Linked DNA regions of Homo sapiens: region 1 is linked to region 2. Evidence: read pairs that join two places in POLR2A ChIA-PET (ENCODE). Cell type or tissue: B cell. All regions are shown on one strand. Links, peaks and the distances in the headings refer to the core of each region. The heading gives the core; the rest is flanking DNA.

Region 1 (5,372 bases), core at 276-5,275, 86 kb after region 2:
CCTGTAAAAGGCTGATGTAACTTCTTGACAGAATGACAGTATATTTCCAAGAATTAAACCAATATGTGCTTTCTTGCATACATTTTGAACAGTTATTTACCCCAGTGTTTGGTTTGATTGGCAGCCCAGTCCGTATTGAGAAGGTCCTCGAATGAAGATGTTTAATTCTGTCAACAGGAATTCTGCTAAGCAGGGCTGGGGATGGATAGAGGGATGTTTGATGTTTGGGACAGCTGTACTGGCATCTGCCAACATACAAACCCTAAACCAAACCAAAAGCAAAAACAAATTCTTAAAATCATGGCAAAGTTCATTTTGTTTGGATTTAAAGAATGAAAGTAATATGATATTTGAAAAAACTAAGTTAGGATAAGAATAATGGGCCAGGCGTGGTGGCTCACTCCTGTAATCCCAGCACTTTGGGAGGCCGAGGCGGGCGGATCACGAGGTCAGGAGATTGAGACCATCCTGGCTAACATGGTGAAACCCTGTCTCTACTAAAAATACAAAAAAATTAGCCAAGCATGGTGGCGGGTGCCAGTAATCCCAGCTACTGAGGAGGCTGAGGCAGGAGAATGGCATGAACCCAGGAGGCGGAGGTTGCAGTGAGCCAAGATTGTGTCACTGCACTCCAGCCTGGGCCACAGAGCAAGACTCCGTCTCAAAAAAAAAAAAAAGGATAAGAATAATGAGGAAAAAAAGCTGCATCTAGATTATATATAGTGGGTAGCAAGTATATACTGGCTATAAACAGGATAGCAAGGTCTTAATAAGTCCTAAGTATTGAGTTAACTAACCAATGGCTTTTCCAAATAACTGAGGCAACACTAGTATGAATAGATTTTGTCATTTTCCCTAAAAGATTCTATATGCAAATTAAAACAAAATGATACATTATTTAATATCTATTTCATAAGCAAAACTGAAAATTATAAAACAGAGTTCTGTTGAGACTCTAGGCCAGGAATTGGTAAACAATGGCCAGTGGGCCATATCCAGCCCAAGAGATTCTGAGTTCAGAATGAACTATGGTTGATTCTGAGCTATATATATGTTATATTTACACTATGTAGGCTTAGCAGCATAATCAAGGATATTATGTAATTATATAATGATCTAACATAACCATAAACATTGAAACACACATATACAAATATATACTTGTGTGTGTATGTGTGTGTGCATGTGTATATATATATATAGTATATACTGGCTACAAACTGTCTAGCAAAGTCTTTTCTTTTTTTTTTGAGACGCAGTCTCGCTCTGTCACCCAGGCTGGAGTGCAGTGGCGTGATCTTGGCTCACTGCAAGCTCTGCCTCCCGGGTTCATGCCATTCTCCTGCCTCAGCCTCCCGAGTAGCTGGGACTACAGGCACCCGCCACCACGCCCGGCTAATTTTATTTTTCTATTTTTTAGTAGAGACAGGGTTTCACCGTGTTAGCCAGGATGGTCTTGATCTCCTGACCTCATGATCTGCCCGTCTTGGCCTCCCAAAGTGCTAGGATTACAGGCATAAGCCACTGCGCCTGGCCGCAAAGTCTTAAATAAGTCCCAAGTATTGAGTTAACTAACCAATATGTGTGCGTAGGTATGTACATACACAAATATATTTAAAGTATTTGTATATATACACACACACACTAATATGTGTATGTAAAGTGTATATATACTATACACACACACTATATATGTGTATAATGTAAAGTATATATGTACTATATAATAAAATGTAATATATATGTAAAATATATATACTAATATGTGTATATATACACGCACATACTATATATATACACATACTACATATGTATATATACACGCACATACTATATATATACACATACTACATATGTATATATACACACACGTGTATATATACATATTATATATACATTTACAGTGTATATATGTAAGTATATATAATCATATATATATATATAAATAGTATATAGTATGTGTGTGTATGCACACACACACACTTAAATAATAGAGCCTGGGTCTTACTTTGTTGCCCAGGCTGGATTTCAGTGGTGATCATGGCTCATGGCCGCCTCAAATTCCTGGGCTCAAGGGATCCTCTTGCCTCAGCCTCCCAAGTAGCTGGGACTGCAGGCATGGGCCACTGTATCTGGCCTGGAACTAGTTATATAATTACTTACATAATATCCTTGATTATGCTGCTAAGCCTACATAGCATAAAATAGTTACTATGTGGTCCTTTTTTTTAGACATAGTCTCACTCTGTTGCCAAGCTGGAATGCAGTGGCCCTATCTCAGCCTACTGCAACTTCTGCCTTCCAGGTTCAAGCAATTCTCCTGCCTCAGCCTCCGGAGTAGCTGGGACTACAGGTGCAGGCCACCACACCCAGCTAATTTTTGTATTTTTAGTAGAGACGGGGTTTCACCATGTTGGCCAGGATGGTCTCGATCTCTTGACCTCGTGATCTGCCCACCTTGGTCTCCCAAAGTGCTAGGATTACGGGCGTGAGCTACCGCGCCCGGCTGTGTGGCCCTTTAAGAAAAAGTCTGCTGACCCCTGCTCTAGGCAAAAAGATGTGTTTGGTTGGCAGCAAAGTGTCAATGTGCCAGGAAACTATTTCTAGTCAAAGGCTTTGGGCCATCATTCTACTAAGAATTTGTCACACCAAAATAACCCAGGAAATTGACTTTTTTCCTTCAGTATGGTTCTGTAAAACATGGTGTATTTGTTATCTAATGCTGTGACACAGATTATCCCAAAAGTTAGTAGCTTAAAACAACAGTAAAAGTTATTATCTCACACAGTTTCTGGGGGTCTAGAATTTGAGAGTGGCTTAGCTAGGTGTTTCTATATTAAGATTTCTCATGAGGCTGCGGTTAAGCTATTAGCCAGGGCTGCAGTCCCTTGAAGGCTTGACTGGGGCTGGGGCATCTACCTCCATGAGCAGAAAGTTCAGAGAGTTTCCTATATACACATCTCCCACCCTCATTTCCCTATTTTTTTTTTTTCTTTTTTAGACGGAGTCTCTCTCTGTTGCCAGGCTGGAGTGCAATGGTGCAATTTTGGCTCACTGCAACCTCCGCCTCCTGGGTTCAAGCGATTCTCCTGCCTCAGCCTCCTGAGTAGCTAGGATTACACGCGTGAGACACCACGCCCAGCTAATTTTTGTATTTTTAATAGAGACAGGGTTTCACCATGTTGGCCAGGATGGTCTCAATTTCTTGACCTCAGGTGATCTGCCCGCCTCGGCCTCCCAAAATGCTGTTATTACAGGTGTGAGCCACAGTGCCCAGCCCCATTTCCCTGTTTTTAACATCTTGCATTAGGGTGGTACATCGTTACAAATGAAACAGCATTTCCATCAGGTTCTTTTTTTTTTTTTTTTAAGAAATTGATAAGTTTATTTTAAAATTTACATGATAATGTCAAGGATCTACAATACCCAAAACAATCTTCAACAAACAGAATAGGGTCTCAGTTTTCCCATCTGTAAAATGTAGGGGTTGAGCTCTCGCTCTCGCTCTCGCTCTCCCTCTCCCTCTCCCTCTCCCTCCTCCTCCCCCTCCCCACGGTCTCCCTCTCCCTCTCTTTCCAGGGTCTCCCTCTCATGCCGAGCCGAAGCTGGACTGTACTGCTGCCATCTCGGCTCACTGCAACCTCCCTGCCTGGTTCTCCTGCCTCAGCCTGCCGAGTGCCTGCGATTGCAGGCGCGCGCCGCCATGCCTGACGGGTTTTCGTATTTTTTTGGTGGAGACGGGGTTTCGCTGTGTTGGCCGGGCTGGTCTCCAGCTCCTAACCGGGAGTGATCCGCCAGCCTCGGCCTCCCGAGGTGCCGGGATTGCAGACGGAGTCTGGTTCACTCAGTGCTCAGTGGTGCCCAGGCTGGAGTGCAGTGGCGTGATCTCAGCTCGCTACAATCTCCACCTCCCAGCCGCCTGCCTTGGCCCCCCAAAGTGCCGAGATTGCAGCCTCTGCCCGGCCGCCACCCCGTCTGGGAAGTGAGGAGCGTCTCCGCCTGGCCGCCCATCATCTGGGATGTGAGGAGCCCCTCTGCCTGGCTGCCCAGTCTGGAAAGTGAGGAGCGTCTCTGCCCAGCCGCCATCCCATCTAGGAAGTGAGGAGCGCCTCTTCCCGGCCGCCATCCCATCTAGGAAGTGAGGAGCGTCTCTGCCCGGCCGCCCATTGTCTGAGATGTGGGGAGCACCTCTGCCCTGCCACCTCGTCCGGGATGTGAGGAGCATCTCTGCCCGGCCGCCCCGTCTGAGAAGTGAGGAGACCCTCTGCCTGGCAACCGCCCCGTCCGAGAAGTGAGGAGCCCCTCCGCCCAGCAGCCACCCCGTCTGGGAAGTGAGGAGTGTCTCCGCCCGGCAGCCACCTCGTCCGGGAGGGAGGTGGGGGGGTCAGCCCCCCGCCCGGCCAGCCGCCCCGTCCGGGAGGTGAGGGGCGCCTCTGCCCGGCTGGCCCTACTGGGAAGTGAGGAGCCCCTCTGCCCGGCCACCACCCCGTCTGGGAGATGTACCCAAGAGCTCATTGAGAACGGGCCATGATGACAATGGCGGTTTTGTGGAATAGAAAGGCGGGAAAGGTGGGGAAAAGATTGAGAAATCGGATGGTTGCCGTGTCTGTGTAGAAAGAGGTAGACATGGGAGACTTTTCATTTTGTTCTGTACTAAGAAAAATTCTTCTGCCTTGGGATCCTGTTGATCTGTGACCTTACCCCCAACCCTGTGCTCGCTGAAACATGTGCTGTGTCCACTCAGGGTTGAATGGATTAAGGGCGGTGCAAGATGTGCTTTGTTAAACAGATGCTTGAAGGCAGCATGCTCCTTAAGAGTCATCACCACTCCCTAATCTCAAGTACCCAGGGACACAAACACTGCGGAAGGCCGCAGGGTCCTCTGCCTAGGAAAACCAGAGACCTTTGTTCACTTGTTTATCTGCTGACCTTCCCTCCACTATTGTCCTGTGACCCTGCCAAATCCCCCTCTGCGAGAAACACCCAAGAATGATCAATAAAAAAAAAAAAAAAAGAAAAAACAGAATAAAGCTGGGAGAACAATATACTACCTGACTTTAAGATATACTGCAAAGCTACAGCAATCTCAACAATGCAGTACTAGCACAGGACAGACAAACAGATCAATGAAACAGAAGAGGGAATGTAGAGACATACAGTCAACTGATTTTTGGTTAAGGCATCTGAACAACTCAATGTGGAAAAAAAAGTCTTTTCAACAAATAGTCTGTCCCATCTGGATACTTATGTGAAAGAAAATGAGCCTCAACCCCTGTGATATATCATTATCACGAGGCAGTGGTATCATTATATCACACGGGTCAATAAAATATGTTTTCGTTCATAGTTCCTGGCCCGTAACTCGTGTAGCT
Region 2 (5,372 bases), core at 211-5,210:
CAGCAGAGTAGGTGCAAAGGCTGAGGGAGGAACAGGCTGGCTGCGCTACAGGGCGCAGAGGGCAGCACGGACACACCCACAAGCCCCCGTGGATTATATTCCAAGCGCAGTGGGAAACTGGCAAGGGATGGGCTCTAGTCCCTGTTCTGTTGCGGGATTTACTGAGCCTGTTGATAGAAAGCACTCAGCCCAGCCCGGCCGGCCAGGACCGCTCAGCTGCCTGAGGATGCTCTCATCCTTACAGGGTCCCAGGCCAGGTGCTAGAAAGGTGTTCTAGAATGCCTGGGACATCACGGTCCCAGCGGGTCAACACGCAGCCGGTCCTGCAGAGGGAGGTGCAACTGCACGGGCCAGGGGCAGCTCTCTCACAGGCCACCGTCCCCTCCTAATGCCTCTCTCCACAGCCAAGCTGCCCTCCATACCCAGTGCGGCTTCTTTCTCACCCGGGAAGCCTCTCCAGGGACCTACATGGCCTTTCCTCATAAACGCCACGCCTGTTTGAGAGCTCAAGGTACCTGCAGATCAGAAGCAAATGTTTGTATTCATTTGTTCGCTCGTTTATTTATTTATTTATTATTTATTTATTTTTTGAGACAGAGTCTGGCTCTGTCGCCCAAGCTGGAGTGCAGTGGCGCGATCTCGGCTCCCTGCAAACTCCGCCTACCGGGTTCACACCATTCTCCTGCCTCAGCCTCCCGAGTAGCTGGGACTACAGACGCCCACCACCACGCCCGGCTAATTTTTTTGTATTTTTAGTAGAGATGGGATTTCACCATGTTGGCCAGGCTGATCTCGAACTCCTGACCTCGTGATCCGCCCGCCTCAGCCTCCCAAAGTGCTGGGATTACAGGCGTGAGCCATTGGGCCATGCCTCATTCATTCATTTTGAGACAGGGTCTCACTCTGTTCCTGCTCCAAAGCAAATATTTCTTTCTTGTTTTTTTTTTTTTTTGAGAAGGAGTCTCACTCTGTCACCCAAGCTGGAATACAGTGGCACGATCTCGGCACACTGCAACCTCTGCCTCCCGGGTTCAAGTGATTCTTCTGCCTCAGCCTCCCAAGTAGCTGGGACTACAGGCACGCGCCACCACGCTCAGCTAATTTTTTTTTTTTTTTTGTATTTTTAGTAGAGACGGGGTTTCACCGTGTTAGCCAGGATGGTCTCGATCTCCTGACCTCGTGATCCACCCGCCTCGGCCTCCCAAAGTGCTGGGATTACAGGCGTGAGCCACCGCGCCCGGCCAAATATTTCAAAAAAAAAAAAAAAAAGCAGCCAGGTGCGGTGGCTCACACCTGTAATCCTGGCTAACATGGTGAAACCCCATTTCTACTAAATCCAAAAATTAGCTAGGTGTGGTGGCGGGCGCCTGTAGTCCCACCTACTCAGGAGGCTAAGGCAGGAGAGTAGTGTGAACCCGGGAGGCAGAGCTTCCAGTGAGCCGAGATTGCACCACTGCACACTGCACTCCAGCCTGGCGACAGAGCGAGACTCCATCCCACAAAAAAAAAAAAAAAAAAAAAAAAAAAAGCTATGTGCGAATGAGTAATGAGTATAAGCGATTTCTATTTCCCCAAAATGTTATCTTGATATGTCATCTGACGCATGTGACCACCGTGCCCTCTGGCCACAGGGCACAGTTCTGGCTCTACCACATGTGAGGAGGGGCCCTTTAAATGGCTACAGGCTTGCAGACCCCCACCCCGCCACAGCCCCAGCAGCCTTCCCAGGGAGGGCAGTTCCTGCCAGTTGACCAGTGTTCAGCCAGGAACACCCAACAGCAGCCTATGTCCTCACTCCATGGGAGCTCCAAGAAACCCCCAAATCCGTCCCTGGCAGCAAACCCCCTGAAGGCGCCCACAGGAAGAGGAAGGCGGCCAGGGCTGGGAGGCGGGCCGTCTGTCAAGAGTGTGGCACCCTGAGCTAATTTCTAGCCAGGAGGCAGGTGGGAGGTAGCATGGATGTGGGAGGAAGTAGATCCTCACTGGAGAACGGGGCAGGAGGGGCCCCAGCGGGGCAGCTGGCCCCTTCGCTCCAGCAGACAAGCAGCTCACCCCAGCCTCGGGGCGGAACACAACCCCACAGCTGCTGGCTGCTGTTGCTGCTCCATCTCCCTTCATCCTGGGACAGCGAGGACCTCCGAGAGAGGCTCCAGAGGGTCCCTGAGCACAGGCAGGACCCACGCAGGTCTGGGACTTCAGGGCACTCGGCCACTTCTAGTACCAGGGCCCTCCCACGAGTCCTGGAGACACAGGCCACCCCGGCAAGGCTGCCACTAGTAACACCACCTGCCATCCCCAAACACCAAACTCCAACACCAAACTCCAGCACCAAACTCCAGCACCAAACTCCAGCACCAAACTCCAGCACCAAACTCCAACACCAAACTCCAACACCAAACTCCAGCACAAAACTCCAGCACCAAACTCCAGGCCTGACAGCCTGAGTCACGAGGCCTCTGCACGTCTCGCTTCTTCAGAGGGGAATGTGATTTTCCCAAACAACCGGATTTGAAAACAAACTCTCTTTCATGTACAAAGACAGAACACACATTTAGCCTCATTGATGACATTTTAACACGGCCAACACCAACCCCGACACCGTGCCTCCCTTCCTGGGGACCGCTCCTGTCCCAGGTCACAGCAAACGTGAGGAGGCAGCATACGACCGCGGCTCCCTCGTCCTGCAGTTAGTCACATGACAGACCTCCACTGAGGTGCCGCCTCTGTGCCAGGGAGAGGCGGCTTGAGAGAAGGCTGTCAACCACGGCAGCTGGGGAAGTGCTAGGGGAACCCCACGGGCAGGGCTGTGCCTGCTGCTGTGGAAGGGGCGGAAAGGTGTGGAGGCAGCCTGTGGGTGGGGACGGTGCCCCTCAGATGTGGAGGCAAGAGTGGGCGAAGGCGAGCTGGGCGGCCCTGGCAGTGCTGAGGGGCTGGGATGCGCTAAGAGGCGGGTGTCCCCACACGGGGTAGGAGGAAAGTCTAGGCAGGTGACCCGATCAGATCTGCGTTTACAAAAATCCCCCTGGTGGCCCTGGAGGAGGAAGGGTTGGGACAGAGAAGCCAGGGAGAAAGGAAGGCAGAGTCTAGACCGGGAGGGTGGAGAAGATGAGGGGACCCCCAGAGATGGCTCAGGGTTGGATCCCACAGGACCGTGGCCTGACAGTGGCAGTCAGAGCCCAGGCCACTTGGGGATGCTGGAGGCGGGGGCGAGCGACAAACAGAGAATTCCAGCCCAGGGAAGCTCCACTGTGAAGTTTTCAAAGCCAGTTTCGATACAGATGCTTCTTAGGCAAATGCCAGAGCAGCTCAGGCTGGAGGTAGAGCCCTGGGGATGAGGCCCACAGCACAGAAGGCACTCCCACACACTCCCAGATGCCACCAAGGGGCCAACTGCAGCCCCCTGGGCAAGAGGCAGCCCTGTCCCAACGTAGGTCAGTGTTCGCTAGGACTCCAGGTTGAAGAGCTGGGGTTGCAGGCCTGGGCCCCATCCTGCCCTGGCCTGACCACCACACACATCCTGGCCACAAGAACAGCCCCCGTCCCAGCAGCTGACAAGCTATCAAGGACGCGGGGTTCTGTGTGGCTGGACCTCAGTCACGGGCCACAGAACAGGGCATGGGCGTCAGCTGCCGCTCGTCTCACTTCTTCCCATCTGGTCTGAGCAATCCCTCACCATTTCCTGGGAGTGGGACCGGGAATGAAGAGGAAGAGGAAATGAGGCCGGGCCCCATGGGTGGGGAACGCCAACGCCCGCAGCTAGGGACCACAGGAAGGAGGTGCTGTGGCCCCTGCGGGCTTCACGTGATAGGAGATGCAGGCTCCTCTCAGTGGGCTCCCCTGGCGGGATCCAAAACAATCTCGCTCCCCACGGAAGCCCCTGGACCTTGCCAAGTGCTGCGGGGATACAGAGGAAACCTGGTGGTGGGCTAGGGAGACCGGCAGGCCCCACCCGCTCCTGAGCACCGACCCCACCCGCCAGGCAGGGGAGGGCAGCACAGGCATTCCAGCCCGGGCGCGAGATCCGCAAGATCCAGGGATGAGAGCTTTGTTGCCTGCCAGGGAAGCTCGGAGTGCCCGGAAACCCTGGGGCACAGGCAGCAGCGGGCCAGGTGGGAATGGTAGGGACGGTGTGGGGGTGGCTGAGAGGGCCTGGAAGCGTGTCTGGACTCTTTGGAAAAACTCTCATACCACGTTTTCCTCTGCTCTGACGCCAGCACCGCAATCGGCACAGGATCTGCGACCCAGAAGATGCGGGGGTTTCTCCCGGCAGCAAGCAATCCATTCTGCAGCGGGCGCCCGCAGGGTGTCCTCCAATTCAATCCCGACACCGGGAGACATCTACCTGGAGATAGCTCAGATCCCACAAGCCCCCCACGTCTCCAGACACCAGTCAGAAGTCCAGGCCTCTGGAACTTCTCAGCAACCAACTTCAAGTTGGGGTTCCCACAACCCCTGCTTTGGGTTCAATGAATTTGCTGGAGCAGCTCACAGAACTCAGGGAAACACTTACATTCACTAGTTTATTATAAAGGTTGTTACAAAGGACACAGATGAAGAGACCTTTAGGGTGAGGTACGGGAGAGGGACACGGTGCTGCCCTCCAGGCACTCCCTCCTATTCAGCTGTCCAGAAGCTCTCCAAGTCCTGTCTTCTAGGGTTGACATGGAGCCCTTGTTAAGTAGGCATAACTGATTACCCCACTGGCAATCAACTTGACCTTCCACCTCTGGACCTCTCCCCTCCCCGCGGTTGGGGGTGGGGCTGAAAGTTCTAACCCGCTAATCCTGCCTTGGTCTTTCCAGTGACCAGCGCCACCCGGAAGCTATCAGTCAACACCAGCGCACAGAAAGAGCACCACGGAGATTCTGAGGATTTCAGGAGTTGTATGTCACTAAACAAGGACAAAGACCAAATAGATATTTCACAACATCACAGAGGTGCTGGGAGAGTAGGTGGAGGGAGGCTGGAAGAACACACTAGATGGGGCAGGGACTGGGGCCTAAAAGCAGACCTGGAGCGGGGTGTGGATGGCAGGCATGAGGGGAGAGGTGGCCCCAGCATTCAGCCCCAGGGAGGGGATGACGCCTCCTCCGGCTGGGGGACCTTCCTTGCAAGTCCACGCCAAGTCTGATTTCTTCATGAGGGGCCCAGGCCTCCCACCTACGTGCTGGGAAAGGCCAGGGAACACCTCATCCTGTCCTCCAAGAGTCTGCTGGATGCCTCAGAGACACAAATAAATCCCAGGCAGAGGCCCAAAGTGCAGACACTCCTCCTGCCATATAGCCCCACCGCCCTAGGCCTCAGCCCTGGAACAATGGAGCTGGCACAGTGGACCACGACGGAAGAGAGCCACTGGACTTGTCTGTGCACTC

What was found. Peaks named below come from ENCODE experiments on the same cell type or tissue, not always from the same donor. Only the 100,000 strongest peaks of a DNase experiment are listed, where the experiment ranks them.
Region 1: POLR2A ChIA-PET joins it to region 2 with 5 read pairs; 2 of 35 experiments call an interaction of 5 or more read pairs at or near these places.

What each region holds. Positions count from the first base shown.
Region 1 is chr16:2,398,957-2,404,328 of GRCh38, reverse strand. It overlaps the pseudogene ABCA17P. Among named protein-coding and RNA genes, the nearest start is that of CCNF, 28 kb to the left of the region's middle. RefSeq lists an enhancer at 3,225-3,972. In B cell, for the core only: no CTCF peak of the experiment used is centred there; no DNase peak of the experiment used is centred there.
Region 2 is chr16:2,484,650-2,490,021 of GRCh38, reverse strand. All of the region lies in intron 1 of TBC1D24 (TBC1 domain family member 24), which reads right to left. Among named protein-coding and RNA genes, the nearest start is that of TBC1D24, 12 kb to the right of the region's middle. In B cell, for the core only: a CTCF peak has its summit at 2,676; DNase peaks (open chromatin) are centred at 2,211, 2,741 and 3,538; H3K4me3 peaks cover 982 bases; H3K27ac peaks cover 754 bases.